Linked DNA regions of Homo sapiens: region 2 is linked to region 1. A link is a loop called in an ENCODE intact Hi-C map of the cell type or tissue named here. Cell type or tissue: ascending aorta. All regions are shown on one strand. Each heading gives the region's core, and the rest is flanking DNA. Links, peaks and the distances in the headings are about the cores only. Region 1 overlaps CUBN (cubilin). Region 2 overlaps TRDMT1 (tRNA aspartic acid methyltransferase 1).

Region 1 (8,000 bases), core at 1-8,000:
TGAAGAATTAAAATATTACAATCAGGCAAATTAGACATTTAAAAATTATATGTTTCCTTACCGACTTGATAAACAGCTCTGAAACTAGCTTTTTCAACAGAAGCATCTATTTTAAACCTGATCCAGACACTATTAGTAATGGATTTAATGTGAGAGATGGTTCCGTTGCCACAGACTTTTCCAAGTAAGGTTTCACCATCTCGAACCTAAAGAGAAAAATAAAATAGAGATGTAATTCAAATAAAGAAACTTACGTCGGCAATGGTGGCGTTACTTGGAGATGAAAAAATGGCAGATTCAAAATGAATGATAATCCAATTTGAGTTACATATTTCTATTATTTTCTAAAGCAGTAGGTCATTTTTAAGCACAATGCAATAACATGAAATGCTGATAAAATCCTAAGCCAATAAAGTCCAAAAGCACAAGAATTTAAAGAATGTTCTCCTAATAATTTTCACAATGTCAAAGAGGAAATAAATTCACAATTTAGACTACTTGGAAAACAATAAAAAATGAGAATATTACCTATGAAAAAATACACGTGTTAGCCAAATCTGCAATCAAAGAAAGTTATGGACTAAACTACTTTTGCCATTGAAAGAAAAAAGGAAAAAAAAGAAAAGTTGATGAAAGAGAGAGAAAGTAAAAGAATGTAAGGAGTCAACTTAAAAACTTAGAAAGAAGGCCAGGGACAGTGGCACACACCTATTATCTGAGCACCTTGGGAGGCCAAGGTGAGAGGAATTGGAGACAGCCTAGGCAACACAGTGAGACCCAGCTCTATGTACAATTTTTTTAAGTTAGAAAAAAATCCTTAAAATGAGGAAGAATACAGTAAAAAGAAGAGCAAAACTTAATAAATGAAATACAAAATCATGTGGTATTCATAAATACATTCAAGAACTGTTTTTTTGAGGAAGGTTATGGGTGGGGATATAAAAGACAAATCTCTGGCAAGTCTAAAAAGAAAATAAATATATAAGCACAAATATACAAAATTGAAAATGACAAAGACACAGATACTAAGATTTTTTTAAATGTGAAATCTATGTACAACTCTATGAATGTTTTTAATGGGTTATTTTCAGAAAAAGTATAACATTAAAATTATCTGAAGGAGAAGAAAAATAAGATTTGAACAGACATAAGTCATAAATAAAATTGAAAACATTATCAAATAATTATTCCCATCCCACCCTCAACCCCCAAAAAGAAAAATCTCCCATAAGATGCTCTACTTAGTACATTCTTTAAAACTTTTAAGGAAGAGATAATTCCCATGTATAATTTATTCTAAGCCATCCTCAAACATAGAATAATTTCCAAATAATTTTTGTTAGAACGCTGTTACCAAATCCCAACATAGATTATAGAAATAAAAACTATAGACTGATGTCACCTATTAATATAGATACACAAATCCTAAACACAGTTCTAGAAAAATAAATTCACAGTCCATTGCCAGCTTATATACCAGATCAAATATGGGAATAATAATAGTGCAAGAAAGGTTAGAAATTATAAACTATAAATTAACTTCCTCAGTACATCAGATAAGATAAGCCATATGATAACTCCATAAATTCAAAAAACATTGTTAGCATTCCTGTTTTATTAGAAAAAAAAGGAATTTCCTTCATATAATAGACTACTGATTTTAAATCAATAACCAGCTCTTTTTTTTTTTTTTTTTTTGAGATGGAGTTTCGCTCTTGTCACCCAGGCTGGAGTGCAATGGCGTGATCTCAGTTCACCGCAACCTCTGCCTCCTGGGTTCAAGTGATTCTCCTGCCTCAGCCTCCCAAGTAGCTGGGATTACAGGCATGTGCCACCACGCCCAGCTAGTTTTGTATTTTTAGTAGAGACGGGGTTTCTTTATGTTGGTCAGGCTGGTCTCAAACTCCCAATCTCAGGTGATCCACCCACCTCGGACTCCCAAAGTGCTGGGATTACACGCGTGAGCCACTGCGCCCGGCCAAATAGCCAGCTCTTATAGTATAGTGGCCATGAATACAGTCTATGGACTTGGGTTCAAAACCTACCTCTGTCACTTACAAACCACCTCACTTAATAGCCTTGAGCAAGTTACTCTATCTAAGCTCATGGGATTGTTGAAGCAAACAGATGAAACAATAGTGTGAATTCCTTAGCCAAATGTTTGGTAATGGAAAATGTTGACTAAGGATAGCTGTTGTTATTCTGGACATTTTTGGAGGTGAAACACTGGAGGCTTGCTACTATGAGCAGGAATTATTCGATGGATATATATACCGCCGCTGTTCAGTACAATTATTCTGAAGGATACAGACATCCAAATATTAATTCATTCACTTCATTAACATTATCAAGGCATGAATAAATGCCAGGAACTGTGCAGGTGACAATACCATGAAACAGTCACTGCTCACAAGGAACTTACAATAGGCAGGAACATTTTTGAAAAGTATGATGACTGCGGTTTTTGGGGAAGCGCAGGATACTTCATTGTTACCTAACCAATGGTTCTCAGCAGGGACCACAATCTAGCATTTGGGAAATGTGTGAGAGTACCTTTTTGGTTTTGTGTTAATTATTATCACAGCAATCATGGGGCATTACTGGCATTTAGTAAGTAGCAAGGGACCAAAGACACGAGGCAGCCTGAAATGTGAGCGTCACACACAACAAGAATTCTCCTGAACCTGTGTGACATTCACATAAGTGAAAGTTCTGTTATTGGGTATAAAATCTCGCTCTATTTTACATATTAAGCGCAAAGTAGTTTTGTGCAATTTTAATGCATACTGAATTTTCCAGGATTACAAGTAGAGTGTAAATTGAAGATTCTTTCTCCTGGAAATCTGTCAAGAGTTAGTCACTATTTCTGAAAAATTAGTCACCAACCCACATAACTGTGTCAGCCTGCATTTGTACTGTCATATTCATAGCAATTTGGGGTCCAGACAATCAACTGCTTTATTTTGTCTTCAAGTACAGCTTGCCTAGGTTTTCAGATACTGAAATAAATGTGATTTTATTCTGTTACTCTATTTTTTCTTAATGTTATTCTTACAACTTTACATATTTTTAAATATAATGTGTCTAGTGGGGTTAAATCAGTGTATTTCATTTCTGAATAATCAAGGAGTGATATTAAAAAGTCTTAAATTGTAGAGAACCACTGGGTTAACCAAAGACTCTGAACTCACCCAGGGGATTATGGAAAACTCAGTGGAAATAACATTTAAGCGGAGACTTGAAAGCTGAGTAGGAGTTATCTAGGCCAAGGCAAACAGGTAGTAAAGAGAAGATTTTTCTTTGTTTTCTTTTTTTTTTTTTTTTTTTTTTTTTTTTGAGATGAAGTCTCACTCTGTCACCTAGGCTGGAGTGCAGTGGCACGATCTCGGATCACTGCAACCTCCGCCTCCCAGATTCAAGCAATTCTCCTGCCTCAGCCTCCCAAATAGCTGAGACTGCAAGGGCACGCCACCACGCCCAGCTAATTTTTGTATTTTTAGTAGAGATGGGGTTTCACTATGTTGGCCAGGCTGGTCTTGAACTCTTGACCTGAGGTGATCTGCCTGCCTTGGCCTCCTAAAGTGCTGGGATTACAGATGTGAACCACCGTGCCTAGCCAGTAAAGGAAAGATTTTAAAAGGATGATATTCAAAGTTGGTAGGGATGTGGCGACAGTTACTCTCATCCATAACTGGTGGAAGTATAAAGTTCTGGAAAATAAACTGACAATATGTATTAAGGGTATTTCACTTCTAACACTGTATCACAAGGATATTCAAGATGCAGGAAAAGACATATACAGATCCACATCAAAGTCTGCTCTATAATAACAATAATTGAAACCATTCTAAAGGCCTAATAATAGTGAGGTGATTAAATAAATAATGATTCAGCCATATGATAGAGTCTGACACAGACATGAAAAATCACATGCCTCTCCACTGACTCAGGCTCATACTAGTTCCTTTCTCTGAGCTCTTACAACATCTGTAACACAAATTTCACATATTGTAGTAAAGCTATGCTAAATTTATCTCTAACCAAACAGTAAGTCTCTGAGGGAAGGGAAAAATTTCTGTTTGCCCTTCAGCATCTAATAAAAAAAACTTTGCAAATAGGTATTTGACAAATTCTTGTTGATTCATTAATTTTAAGGTACAGTATGATGGTTCAGTTTTTGTTAGAGATACAGACATACTGCAGTTCTTGAAAACTAGAAAGCATGAAACACAAAGTTATCTTCCTGCTCTCTAATCCTCCAGGGTTCTATTTGCTTCTTCGAAGATTGTAGTCTCTCTTTTCTATTTCGCCCATTAGAAGATGACAAGAAGGAAAAAAAACAGCCAAATAGCATCACTGCAAGCTAAAGTGGGCCATTCCCCTGGGCCCCAACTAATGAAATTCAAGGATTTTAACAAGGAGAAAGGCAGCTGTAGTCCAAATGTTTTAAGAGGAACTCATAGGGCTCAAGGGCCCTGAACCTAGAAGGTGCAATTGATTTTGGCTCTGTTTCTCTCTCTCTCTGTGGAAATGAAACCTTATTAATTCTGAAAGCCTGTATTCTCCCTGGATTCTAGACATGGCAATACTTTAACTACAACTCCTTTGAAAGAGACACTAGAATAAAATTCATCAAATGTTCTAAAGTGACCCTAGCTACCTCTGAAGCATGTATTGCGTTCAATAATCTAGGACTTGATAAATTTGCACCCCCACCAAAAAAAAAAAAAAAAAAACCTCTTTCCTTTATGCTCATGAACTGGGATGGATGGCATTATTTTACATAGTTATTCACTTCCCTTCCTGTAAAAGGATTGACTATCTATGCTTTTTGCCATGTGACTTGCAATACTGCCATACGGAGAATTAATACATAATCTTCCCATTGACTATGGGCTTAGCCATAGGACTTGCTTTGCCCAACAGAGTGTGAGCAAAAGTGATACACCAATTTCCACATAGAAGCTTTGGAAGTCACTGCATAATTCAACCATCTTTTACTTTTCCCCCAGCAAGCTCTAGAGCCTGGGTCTCAGGACGGTGAAGGCACAGGAAACTGACATAGGAAACAGAACTGCAATGGATCCAAAACTAACCTGCTATTGTGAGCAAAGAATAAACACGTTATTGAAAGCCACAGACGCTTTTGGTTTGTTATTGTTTTTGATTTTTCTGGTTGTTGCTACTAATTGTTTGTTATTGCAGCATAACCTAGAGAAAGATGACCAATATCTGAGTCTGGTTTGTGCAGAAAAACTGAATTTTTCTAAGTCAGGTGAAGCCATGCCGTGATCACTTGCAGAGGAGTCACAGTGAATTCATTCTTTTTAGTGAATCGCATTTGCAAGGAAACAACAAGAACCAATTCAAAATTCTAGTGTTTCACGGACCAGGTTCAGATTTCTTGTGGATTGCCTTATTCGTCCAGGAAACACTGAAGGTTTCAGGTCCCAGGATGTTCAGCATATGGTGTATTCCAAATGGCTTCCAATTTTTACATTCATCAGATTAAACTAGTTCCAGAAGAGAAACTACTCATAAAAAAAAACGAGTTTTTGTAAAGGAATGATTTTCTATAGAGAGAACTAAAATTTACTTTGCTGAGAAACACCATTTACATGAAATTTTAAATGTGGGCTTTTGAGCCTAGTGAGTCGTGAGCTTTAACATCTGGAATGAGTCAAGTCCCAAAGCCATGTCTTAATACGCACGCTCATTTGTCTTCCTCTGCTATGAATCCAGATTTGGTTTTATACTATAATTTCTAAAATAATAAGCATTAAATTTTAATTCAAAGCAATTCAAATATGCTGGCACTTACGCTTAGTCCATCTGAGAGCTGAAAAGAGAACCACACCGTATGGTAGTGTTTAACATGTGGCTTTCTGTGAAGTGAGCTTCAGGCTGACATACATCTTAGCTAAGTAAAGACTGGACCTTAGGGAGGAGCCTTGGGCTAATCTGGGTGAGCAGGAGAGGAATGAGGCCCTGCCCCCAGTGAGAGAATAAGGGGTGAGGAGGATAAGAGATGAGAGAAGCCATTTAGGATCTCAAAATCATTTACTTTGGTTATTATCCTTTGTTCTTTATTAGTATGTTTCATGATTTTTAGAGTTGGTATTTTAAACCTTTTCATGCCTTGTGAAAGTGTCCCTTCTAACATCTCTATTAATAAATATAATCTGATCTTTTAAGATCTGATATTCTAAAATCAAGAACACATGAATAAGTTTTACCTAGAAGTGCCTTCCCTCATGATTGCAAACTCCAGTAGGTCACCTTCTCCTGCCCTCTCTTCTCCTCCCCATCATCATCATCATCATCGTCATTATCATCATGATGTTAACTTTAGTGAGCATTCATTGTGTGACAGGCACAATGTGACAAGGAACATTCTAATTGTTTGTCCTTGCATATAGAATATAACCCAGGCTCTTTATCTCGGTCTACAAGACCCTTCAGGGTCTAGCTCCTGCCTAACTCATATTTCTCTTTTCCATCCCTGTGTGATTCCAGCCACCCTGGTCTATTTCCAATTATTTTAGTTTATTTTTTCTGACTTCAGTCTCTAGGGCTGGGTTAGCACCACTACCTGGAGTCCTCCTTCTCTCAGTTCTTTGCATTGCTCACTCCTCATCTGCAGATCCTACATACAGGGTCTACAGATGAGAATGAGCTAGCCATACAAAGACCCTTGAGAAGCAAACTCAGACTGCTCCACTGAAGTCAGTAGCTCTGTTCTTTTCTCTTACAGTACTGTTTCTTTCCTGCCCATACTTATCTCCTCTTGAAATTATGTAGTGTGTGCTTACTTATTTAATATCTATATTACATACCCATTCCCTAGCATGGTGACTGAAACCTAAGTGGTTTGATAAATATTTAGAGAATGAATAGATAAATGAATGAATGGTCTCTTTCTACTAGTACTACTAGTACTATCCCTATTACACATGAGGAAGCTGTGGCTTACAGGTATCTTGCCTTTAGTAACACAGAGAGCTGAAGGGTTTTATCATGTTTCCATGCAATATTGTTTCCATTTTATATCAGAAAAGTACCAGCCATACCCTCTATTTGACCTAGGAATTTGTAATGTTCTTGATAATGGTCCATCCATATCCTCTTATTCCTGCTTACTGCTCTACATCACGCATGTTCAATGGGTTTGCAGCTTCTACATGAGCATGCAACTCCTTCAAACACAGCAAAAATGTATTCTCTACAAGTTCTCACAACTCCAAATTAGGTGTTCTATCATCTCTCAGTCTGTTTCCTGCCTCCCACTACTCCAACCTACAGAATTATTTCACTAGAGGAATGGCCTATCTTCTTCCTTCACTAAAAAGCATCACGATGGTCCAGCAGTTGTGGAAAAACTGTGCTCACAACAACAGAGCTCAGAGTCTAACCAAATGTTCCTAGTCTCTGTCAAAACCCTAAATCCAATATGCTCAAGAATGCAAACTCTTTTTTTTTTTTTTTTTTTAGATGGAGTCTCACTCTGTCACCCAAGCTGGAGTATAGTGGCGTGATTTCAGCTCACTGCAACCTCCACCTCTTGGATTCAAGTGATTCTCCTGCCTCAGCCTCCCAAGTAGCTGGGATTACAGGTGCCCACCATCACACTTGGCTACTTTTTTGTATTTTTAGTAGAGATGGGGTTTCACACCACGTTGGCCAGGCTGGTCTCAAACTCCTGACCTCAGGTGATCCACCCACCTCAGCCTCCCAAAGTGCTGGAGTTACAGGCATGAGCCACCATGCCTGGCCAAGAGTACAAACTCTTGAGGATCTCCCCCTTTTCCCTTTATCCTACCCTCTCTAGAAAGATATTTTTCTGACCTACAATTAATTTCAATATGTACTTAACTGAAAAACACAATACTATTCAGCCTATGTGGTGTGTTTGCTTGCTCCAGGCCTTATTCTTTTTCTGACATTTAGGTGTGTAGTCTGTGAATTGCAGCCATGAGACTCTGAGCAGCAGGTCCACTTGA
Region 2 (9,216 bases), core at 1,217-9,216, 66 kb after region 1:
CAGGTGCTACTGCCAACCTGCTGAATTAGAATCTTCATTTTACAAAGATCCTCCTCCCTGCCAATTATCTGTACACTCATTAAAGTGACCTAGGAGCACAAAGACACCTTCACTCATGACGAGAGTCAAGTGGTCCCTGCCATTGCGTCTGCATTTCCATTTCTACATTTTTCTTAGATTGATTCTCCAATTTTTAAATAATTTTCTATTTTCCACCTCTTTGTCTTGTTTTGTTATACTTTCTGAGAAAGTATTTATCTTTTAATTTTCTAGTAATTTGTTTTAAAATGTTGCTATCATTTTAAATTTGAAAACCCCTTTTTTGATTTTTGCTCTTGTTTCGTAGTTGTAACATCATCTAGTAATTTTTAGATAGTTGCTTTTTGATGTTTTCTTGTTTCCTGTATGGGCTCTGTTTTCTCTAAGTTGTTTTTCTCCCATTTGTTTGCTGGTTTAGGTCTTTCTAATTCATGCTAGAGGCTTTCCTCAAATACCTATGGATCCTTATATGTTCATTGACATTTAAAAATAACACATTACAGAATGGATGGTAGGCTCTGTGTGCATGGGTGGCGATTATAACTGGTAGGCTTTGCCACAGAGCAACCGAATGGCAAACTGACAATTTCACTGGGGAACCCCAAATGCCCATCTTTGAAGGCATCTTGCCCTGGAGACGTTCAGAAAAAAATTCTCCAGTCTTCTACCTGGACTAGTAGAGGTGACTGGAGATTTTATACTAAGTGTACAGACTTTACTTACCCTCTTATTTTCTGTATTTTTCTCCAAATTCTTGAAGAGCATCTCATTGCCACATTAGTATATTTCACTGCTGTTTTTTATACCAATGTTCACTTTTTATTCCTACCAGCTTTATCTAAATTCCATTGTTTTAGAGGCTTAATAAGCATTTAGTGAAGACATACGAAGTCCTTGACCATGGGGGAAATTTGAAAGAAGTAAATTTATTGACCTTCTCTGATTTACAATAAAGTCGTAATGTACAAATCTGGAGAGCCAGAGTTAGGCAACATTACAAAGACAAGTGTGACAAGATGGCACAGATACACAGTAGCATGCTGTTAAGTAAACAGCAGGTACCAAACTAGGAAAGATGTCCAAGGCCCAGTATGGGCACACTATAGAAAGTGGTTCCACTGGCCGGGCTCAGTGCCTCGTACCTGTAATCCCAGCACTTTGGGAGGCCAAGGCGGGCTGATCATTTGAGGTCAGGAATTTGAGACCAGCCAAAATGGTGAAACCCTGTCTCTACTAAAAATACAAAAAAATTAGCCGGGCATGGTGGCACACACCTGTAGTCCCAGCTACTCAGGAGGCGAGGCTGAGGCAGGAGAATCGCTTGAACCCAGGAGGTGGAGGTTGCAGCAAGCCGAGAGCCACTGCACTCCAGCCTGGGTGACAGAGCGAAACTCTGCCAAAAAAAAAAGAAAAAAAAAAAAAGGTTGTTCCACTTGTCCAGCAGGGTGACCTTGAAGGAAAGTGGCTGGGTAAAGGAAGAGACATCGACAGAAGGCCTTAAGTGGCAGGTTAAAGAATGTTGATTTAATCTTTTTAATAGGGGGATGTTCTTTTATCTTGAGTGCAATAATCCTTATGTGATATTTCTGCTAGGCCAGCTGAATTTATCTGGAGGACTGGATCAATGTGGGAGTCATAAAAATGAGGAGAGGGTTGAGATGCAGAGGTGCGTTGGAGGATGGACAAATTGGCAAGATTCTCACACCCCTAATGCTAGCTCCCATTACATGTTATAGCTTCAATCTGGCTTTTGTGCTTTTTTTAGTCCCTTTTCATTTTCATATCAGTTTAAAACAGAACACTGTAGAATTAATCTGGTTTTTAGTCATTAATGGAAACATTTGTGAATATAACGATCTTTTAACCTTCATGACACTTAATTCATTCTCTTTTTCAGGGACGTAACATTGCTTAAAAGATACATTTACATATGTCAGTTTTGTGATTTTCTGCAAAATTTCAGGGCAATATAACATTGTTCCAATTCTTTCATTTTCCATGAAGGATTACATAAAATAATGATGGAAATCAAGGTACATTTAAAACTATTCTTTTGCTCATTTCATGGGAAGTGCATTACCATGTAGGAAATTACCAAGTCTACTACTGTGATGAACTGATCTTTTTGAAAGCAGTGTGGTCTTGGCTCAAGGCACATAAAGCAGACATTTGTTCTCCATGCTCATTATTACAATGACTACAATTATCTTTGAGTAGAATGAAAAAGAATTATGAGTTAATCATTAACATTTAAATTGCTGAGGTTTGGCAGAGCTTTTCCTGAGAAAGCAGATTGTTGAGAGTTTGGAGAACTTTTCCACTTTTTTCAAGTTTTTTTTTTTAAGTAATATAATCCCTTCATAAACAATGAGAAAAAAATAACGAAATTCAAATCCAGAGGGACAAACGCAATAGGGGAATAGGGCTTTGGAGGAGGAGCACAGGGGTGTTCGTGGCACATGTATACACACGTGTGCACACACAGCTTCCTAATTGTAACTCAAGCAAATGTTACAGAAAACATAAAATATGCACTGGAGGGTCTCGCATCATTATAAGGATCAGCCATAGCAGAGGAGATACTAATTGCTAGGATTAAAGGCTCCAAAAGCTAGTAAAAAAATCAACAGAGCTTTCTCTACCTCCAACAGCTCCCGGAATGGGGACTTCAGCAGCTCCATTGGATTAATCCAAGCTTGGTTTCCAAGGTGTGAAGCAATGAAGCGGAGTTTACCATAGGTGAACCCTCCTGCCATCCTGTTCCAAATCAACCTAAAAAGGACAAAATGAGTTTTCTACTTGGTGACCCCTAAAATTCCCCAAACAAGGCGGTGAAGTTAAATATTTAGACACCATTCATACGATAATCAAAGGAAAATGTCTGATTGCACTCAGACTTCAGCATGAATGACAGAAGAAATGTAGGTGGTAAATAACTGCAAACAACTTATATTGGATCTGATCTTAGGAAAAGGGGAAAGTACATCTTTGTGATGATATTTTGTGTTCTATTAGGGGAGGAGAGCAAGAGAGGTGAGGATGTCACCACCGATGGGGGGAAGAAAAAAACAGTTTGGTTCTCTTCTGGGAAGGAAAATGAAAAAAAAGAAAAAGAAAACAAAGTTTGGGGATACCTGGCACTCTTCAGACTCTGCCTCTTGTACCTTTAATTGGGAAGATAGACGCAGAAGCAGTACACACAGGCATCTTTATCTTGTGAGAGGAAGCTTTGCATTACGGATGTGATTTACGGTTAGAGGAGTGATTTAACAAGGCTGATGCCTTACAAAGGGGCATCATTCCCAGGGGATTTGTTAATTGAAGTGCCACATAGATCTGTGGGAAGATTTAAGGTGTTGTCATCAATGGCAGAAAGGATGAGATGACCTCACTTCTGTCTTTTTCAATGCCGTTATTCTAAGATCTATAAAAAACAACACCTTTGTATGCTTTCTTTATAGTGACTTGGACCATATTTGTTACGGAAGTACTGCTAAATCAAGCTTTGTCAACAATTCCTAGACTATGTTTAGAAGAGACATAAACAATACCCTAGGAGTTATACACAATTTTGGCATTAAATATTCTTCCAGTAACATCTAGTGTGCTTTTTTTTTTTTTTTTTTTTTTTTTTGAGACAGAGTCTTGCCCTGTCACCCAGGCTGGAATGATGCAATGGCACGACCTCGGCTCACTGCAACCTCCGCCTCCCAGGTTCCAGTGAGTCTCCTGCCTCAGCCTCCTGAATAGCTGAGATTACAGGCACATGCCACCACATCCAGCTATTTTTTTTTTTTTTTTGTACCTTTAGTAGAGATAGGGTTTTATCATGGCCAGGCTGGTCTTGAACTCCTGACCTCATGGTCCGTTCACTTCGACCTCCCAAAGTGCTGGGATTACAGGTGTGAGGCACCATGCCCAGCACTTCTTTTCTTTTTGGCTGACAGAATTATTCAAACAATCCCCCAAGCCATGAAAGAACCTACAATTCTATTACCATACTCAGCATACTCATATCTAAGTCAGTTAATTGGACAATTATTTATTAGGTACCCACTATCTGTCAGCATCTGAGAAAGGTACTGAGGATACACAAATGGGCAAGATGTAGCTTCTGCTCTGGAGGAAAAAAGTCAGCAGGGGAGGGGATTATATTACATAGCATCAAGATGCAAATGAGGTAGCAACTTACAAGCTTACAATGAACAGACTCTACAGTAAAGACTTGAAACTGAGTGTTTTGAAAGAAAGAACATTTTAAATGATAAAACTAATATTATGCCACATTGATGAAAACAAAAACAACAAAAAAGATCACATTCAATTGAAAAATATAAACAAGAAAAATTAAAATGCTATTACTCTAACATAACTGCTATCATTATTTTATTCCAATCTATTTTTAGATGAATAATTTCACAGTTATAATCATTAGCTATACGTTAGGTGTCTTCCTTTCATCTTTGATTATTTCACATATCAGATAAGCCTAATTCCATGTTAACTACCTGCTCGCCCTAATAATTGTAAAGAGCTGCATAGAGGTATATGTGTATCGATACATATATAGATAAAACAGAGATCTCTTGAAGGATAGTTTGGCTAGATATAGAATTCATAGTTGACAATGCCACCTCCTTCTGGTCCTCATGGTTTTGGATGAGACATCTACTGTCATCCAAATTGTGTCCCCCGCCCCATGGCAACGTGTCATTTTTCTCCAGCTGCTTTTATTTATTTATTTATTTTTTTGAGACGGAGTCTCACTCTGTCACCAGGCTGGAGTGCAGTGGCACGATCTCAGCTCACTGCAGTCTCCGCTCCTGGGTTCAAGCCATTCCCCTGCCTCAGCCTCCCGAGTAGCTGGGACTACAGGCATGCACCACCATGCCCGGCTAATTTTTTTGATTTTAGTAGAGACGGGGTTTCACCATGTTGGAAAGGATGGTCTCTATCTCCTGACCTTATGATCTGCCCCCCTTCGCCTCCTAAAGTGCTGGGATTACAGGTGTCAGCCACCGCGCCCAGCCTCCAGCTGCTTTTAAGGTTTTGCCAAATTTGGGATGTTTCCAGCCATTATTTAAATGCTCTTTCAGCTCCATTTTTTTCCCCTCTACTTCTGGCACCCCAAACATATAAATGTTGGTTCTTCTGTTATTGTCCCACAGGTCCCCAAGGCTCTGTTAATTTTTTTTGTCAGCCTATCTTTGCCCTATCATTTAGATCAGGTAAATTCTACTGATCCGTCCTTAGGTTCACTGATTTCTATCTTCTGTCATTTCCTCTCTACTACTGATCTCAAGTTTAGCAAAAGATATAAATGTACAGATTCAAGAAGGTGAATGAACACCAAACAGGATATTACATTCACTTTGAAATATCTGCCACTTTGAAAGAAATTCATGCCAAGACACATCATAATTAAATTTCTGAAAATAAAGTTAATGTAACAGACAAAATGTCCAGGATCTAATCAAATTATCTGTTACCACAGAATGTTTTCTATTTTGGTTATTTTTCAGTTACATAACTGCCATTTATTTCTATTCTTAAAAATTGGCATATAGTGCACCTACCATAATGGTTCTTTTGTTAACTTCTATTTCTTTGCTGAGCTTTTCTATTTTTTGTGGCAAGACAACTTGTAATTACCTGTTGAAGCATTTTTATGAGAGTTGCTTAAAATCCTTGTCAAGTAATTCCAACATCTGATTTGTCTCAGTGTTGTCATCTGTTGACTGTCATTTCTTATTCAAGTTGTGATTTTTCTGGTTCTTGGTATGACAGGCTATTTTACATCGTATCCTGAACCTTTTGTCTATTATTTTAATCTTTTATTTTTAGTAGGCAGTCACTCCATTTGTGTTTAGCATGCAAGCCCTGGCTTAGTTTTTGTGGGCTATGAGTCCAGTGGTAATTTAGTTTTTAAAGCCTTTGCAGTGTTATTTTGGTCTGCTTGGTTTATCTGGTGCTGCTGGGGTTCCCGAATGGTCCTTCATGATGCTACTTTAGGGAAAGAAGGATTTTCTCCCAAGCCAGGTCCCATGGTATCTCTGGGAGAAGGGAGTCTCAGGCTCAGGGTAATAAAAAATCTTCCTGGGTTAGATGCTTTTTGCCAGAGGCCCCTGGATGCTCATCTCTCAGCACAAAAGACAAGTCTCAGGTCTGGATGTTTGTCAGTGGGATTCCTGATATACCCCCGTGCTGGTAGAGCCAGACTCATCTGGTATTACCGACCAGACTTCAGTTCCCTCTTCTGTAGGAACGAGCCTCTCTGGGCTGTCTTCTATTGTGTGGTTGTAGGTCGGGAAACATCAAGCCTGGGTAACCTTCCTCTGTTGGGTGAGGGGTCAGATGTCTTGGAACCATGTTGTTCCTCTAGTCTTGGGGTCCCTCCGCAGTGTGTCTTCCTGGTCCCACCTTTCAGAATTCTCCTTCTGATTCCTCTTGCATTATTTTATAATTATACTTACCCAGAGTTTATAATTACACTTTTCAGGGAGGAGCAGGGAGAAATAAATCTACACTCTCTTGTCAAGACCAGAAGTCAGAATACAGTATTTTAAAAAGTTTTATTTGCGCTACTTTCCAAAAGCCAAAAGCCTATCCCAGAATTATTTTTTAAATCATGTGTTCCAGACTTGAGTAACTTTGGCTGTTCCTCTGGGCATGGAAGAAGTGGCAGTAACAGACAAATTAAATAGTTTTCAAGAGAACAACTTAAAGACATTGTTTGAACTCCACAGTGTGGTGCTTTCTATGTAGCTTCAATATTGATTCCAGTATGGTTCCTACATTCACTCATTCAACAACTATTTATTGAGTGCTTACTATGTGCCAGTACTGTTTTAAGTCACTGGGGGGACAACGTATTAACAATCTCTGCCCTTGTGGAAGTTTACATTCTCTAAAACATGAAACATTTTCCATTTTTAAAACTCAGATCGTAACAGCTATTCAGCTTATTGTCTACTCATTCATAGGATCAGCTCTTAAATATGAAAGTCAACTCATTTCTACTACACAAGGAGTATCACATTCCATTCAGTGTTTTCAGTCATTTTTTTCACATGTGAAATTTAACTGGACTTGTGTAAGGAACCAGCTAAGTGAGTAAAATAGCAAATATTTTAGTAAAAACGACATTCATGCTGGATTAAATTTAGAAGGCTCAAATCTGTTAAATGTTGACATGTTTAACCAAGCACACAAATATGATTGCAAATATATGTGTGGGTGTTTTTAAATCTCAGTGACTTTTTATAAGTTTTCCTAAAAATAAATGATCGTTCAGAGGCCTGCCTTAGGAAGGCCATTTTAACAGAAGCTGACCAATGGAATGCAGAGTGAGAAGGAAGGTGAAGATGATCTTTGGTTATGAAGCTTGAACTTGGAAGATGTGGAGACTAACCGTACCATAAATATTAAAGTCAAGAGTGGAACTGACTATAGAATGGAGTGTGCTTAGGTTGCAAGCATGCTAAATTTGATGCAAATCCGATACAACTTGAATAGCAAGATATCCAAGTTAAAAATGTCCCAGCATGAAGATTCTAGAATAGGACTTAGGAAAACAGCAGATTTAGAGTCATCTGGGTGTCATCGGCAAAATGGCTGAAGTTGTAGGAAAGGGTGAGAATCTCTAAGAAAAATGGCATGAAAAGTGAAGGGTAGAAAGAGACCTGAGGACGGAACCTTCAGATAAGTCAGCTCCAAGCCTCTGCTCTTCTTTTTCTCTTTCTCTCTTTCACTCTCATCCTCTGACCCTCTAGGTGATCTCATCTGATTATAGAGCTAATTTAGCTAAACAAACATGTTCTCTATGTACACTCTTATAATTTCAATCTGTCCTGATAAAAATAGAAATCAAAATGCAAACAAAATACAGAGCAAATATTTGAAGTAAACACTGAAGCCATGCTAGGTACAAGCAAAGAAATGAAAAAACCCTAGGCTTATTCAGAAAAGAGTTCTATGGGAGAACTCAGTTCCTATCTTGTAATTTTTGTGAAAATTTCCGGTCTCATATTTATAGGAAAAATGAGATTTTGGAAGCTTTAGGAGTCAAGTGTGGTGTACTTGAGGGAGACTTCAGTAAGTGCTGGATGTGGCTGAAAGTAAGACTCAGAATCTATGGTAAATATAAAGCCAATGTATATGAGAACTTGGGGAATACAAAGCCAAAACAGCTCATTGTACATGCTCATATTTCTTGAACAAATATATTTAAAAAGAAATAAATTCACAAGCTAAGACATGAATGGTGATGGAGTTTGGATCTTGATTGTGTAAGATTTTGAAGAGCATGAGTACCTTAAAATGTTCCTAGACAGCCTAAAGAGAGAAACGGAAGCTAGAAACAACAACAACAAAAAATACTTTTTCTTTTTTTTTTTAAACTGAAGCTTTAAAATTTCACCAGCAAAGACAAGAAATAGTGAAAGGGAAAATGATGCACACAGGTTGACTCATGCAAACTGAAACTAAAGAACATGTGCAAGATGCTTAATGCCTTTTTAAAAAACATGCAAAGGGAGGCTGGGCGTGGTGGCTCATGCCTGTAAAACCCAGCACTTAGGGAAGCCAAGGTGGGTGGATTAACTTGAGGTCAGGTGTTCGAGACCAGCCTGGCCAACATGGTGAAACCCGATCTCTACTAATACAAAAATTAGCTAGGTGTGGTGGCATGCGCCTGTAATCCCAGCTACTAGGGAGGCTGAGGCAGGAAAATCACTTTAACCCAGGAGGGGGAGATTGCAGTGAGCCGAGATCACGCCACTGCACTCCAGCCTAGGCAACAGAGCGAGACTCAGTCTCAAAAACAAAACAAAACAAAACAAAACAAAACAAAAAAAACAGCAAAGGGAAACTCTCAAATGAAAGGCATAACTAGACATCTTGGTGGGTGTGACAGAGGTCCAGAAAAGTGCTTGCTAAGAAGCTGATATGATAGTTGTATATAGCACATTTGAATGGTAGATGGAAGAGATTAACTAGTAGACAGAGGTCCAAAGGCCATGTCTTTAAAAATTATATAATCTCAATGCAATCACAGGCTACAAGAAAACTGCTGAGGCTATATGACCCTCACACAGTTTCAAAGTCCAAAGCTATTAGTAAGTCAGTGTCATAACTGGTGGCCTAAAACAGTTAGAATCCCAAGCCGAAGGCCAAATT

What was found. Hi-C counts contacts between places; a loop is a spot of excess contacts. Peaks named below come from ENCODE experiments on the same cell type or tissue, not always from the same donor. Only the 100,000 strongest peaks of a DNase experiment are listed, where the experiment ranks them.
Region 2: a loop joins it to region 1, with 2.4 times the contacts of the local background. A loop is called at or near these places in 3 of 110 quality-filtered maps.

Annotation. Positions count from the first base shown.
Region 1 is chr10:17,071,766-17,079,765 of GRCh38, forward strand. It overlaps CUBN (cubilin), which reads right to left. Exons shown (of 67, transcript NM_001081.4): 18 at 62-206. Among named protein-coding and RNA genes, the nearest start is that of CUBN, 54 kb to the right of the region's middle. In ascending aorta, for the core only: no CTCF peak of the experiment used is centred there; a DNase peak (open chromatin) is centred at 3,936; H3K27ac peaks cover 2,945 bases.
Region 2 is chr10:17,136,391-17,145,606 of GRCh38, forward strand. It overlaps TRDMT1 (tRNA aspartic acid methyltransferase 1), which reads right to left. Exons shown (of 11, transcript NM_004412.7): 11 at 946-9,216. Among named protein-coding and RNA genes, the nearest start is that of CUBN, 11 kb to the left of the region's middle. In ascending aorta, for the core only: no CTCF peak of the experiment used is centred there; no DNase peak of the experiment used is centred there; H3K27ac peaks cover 3,027 bases.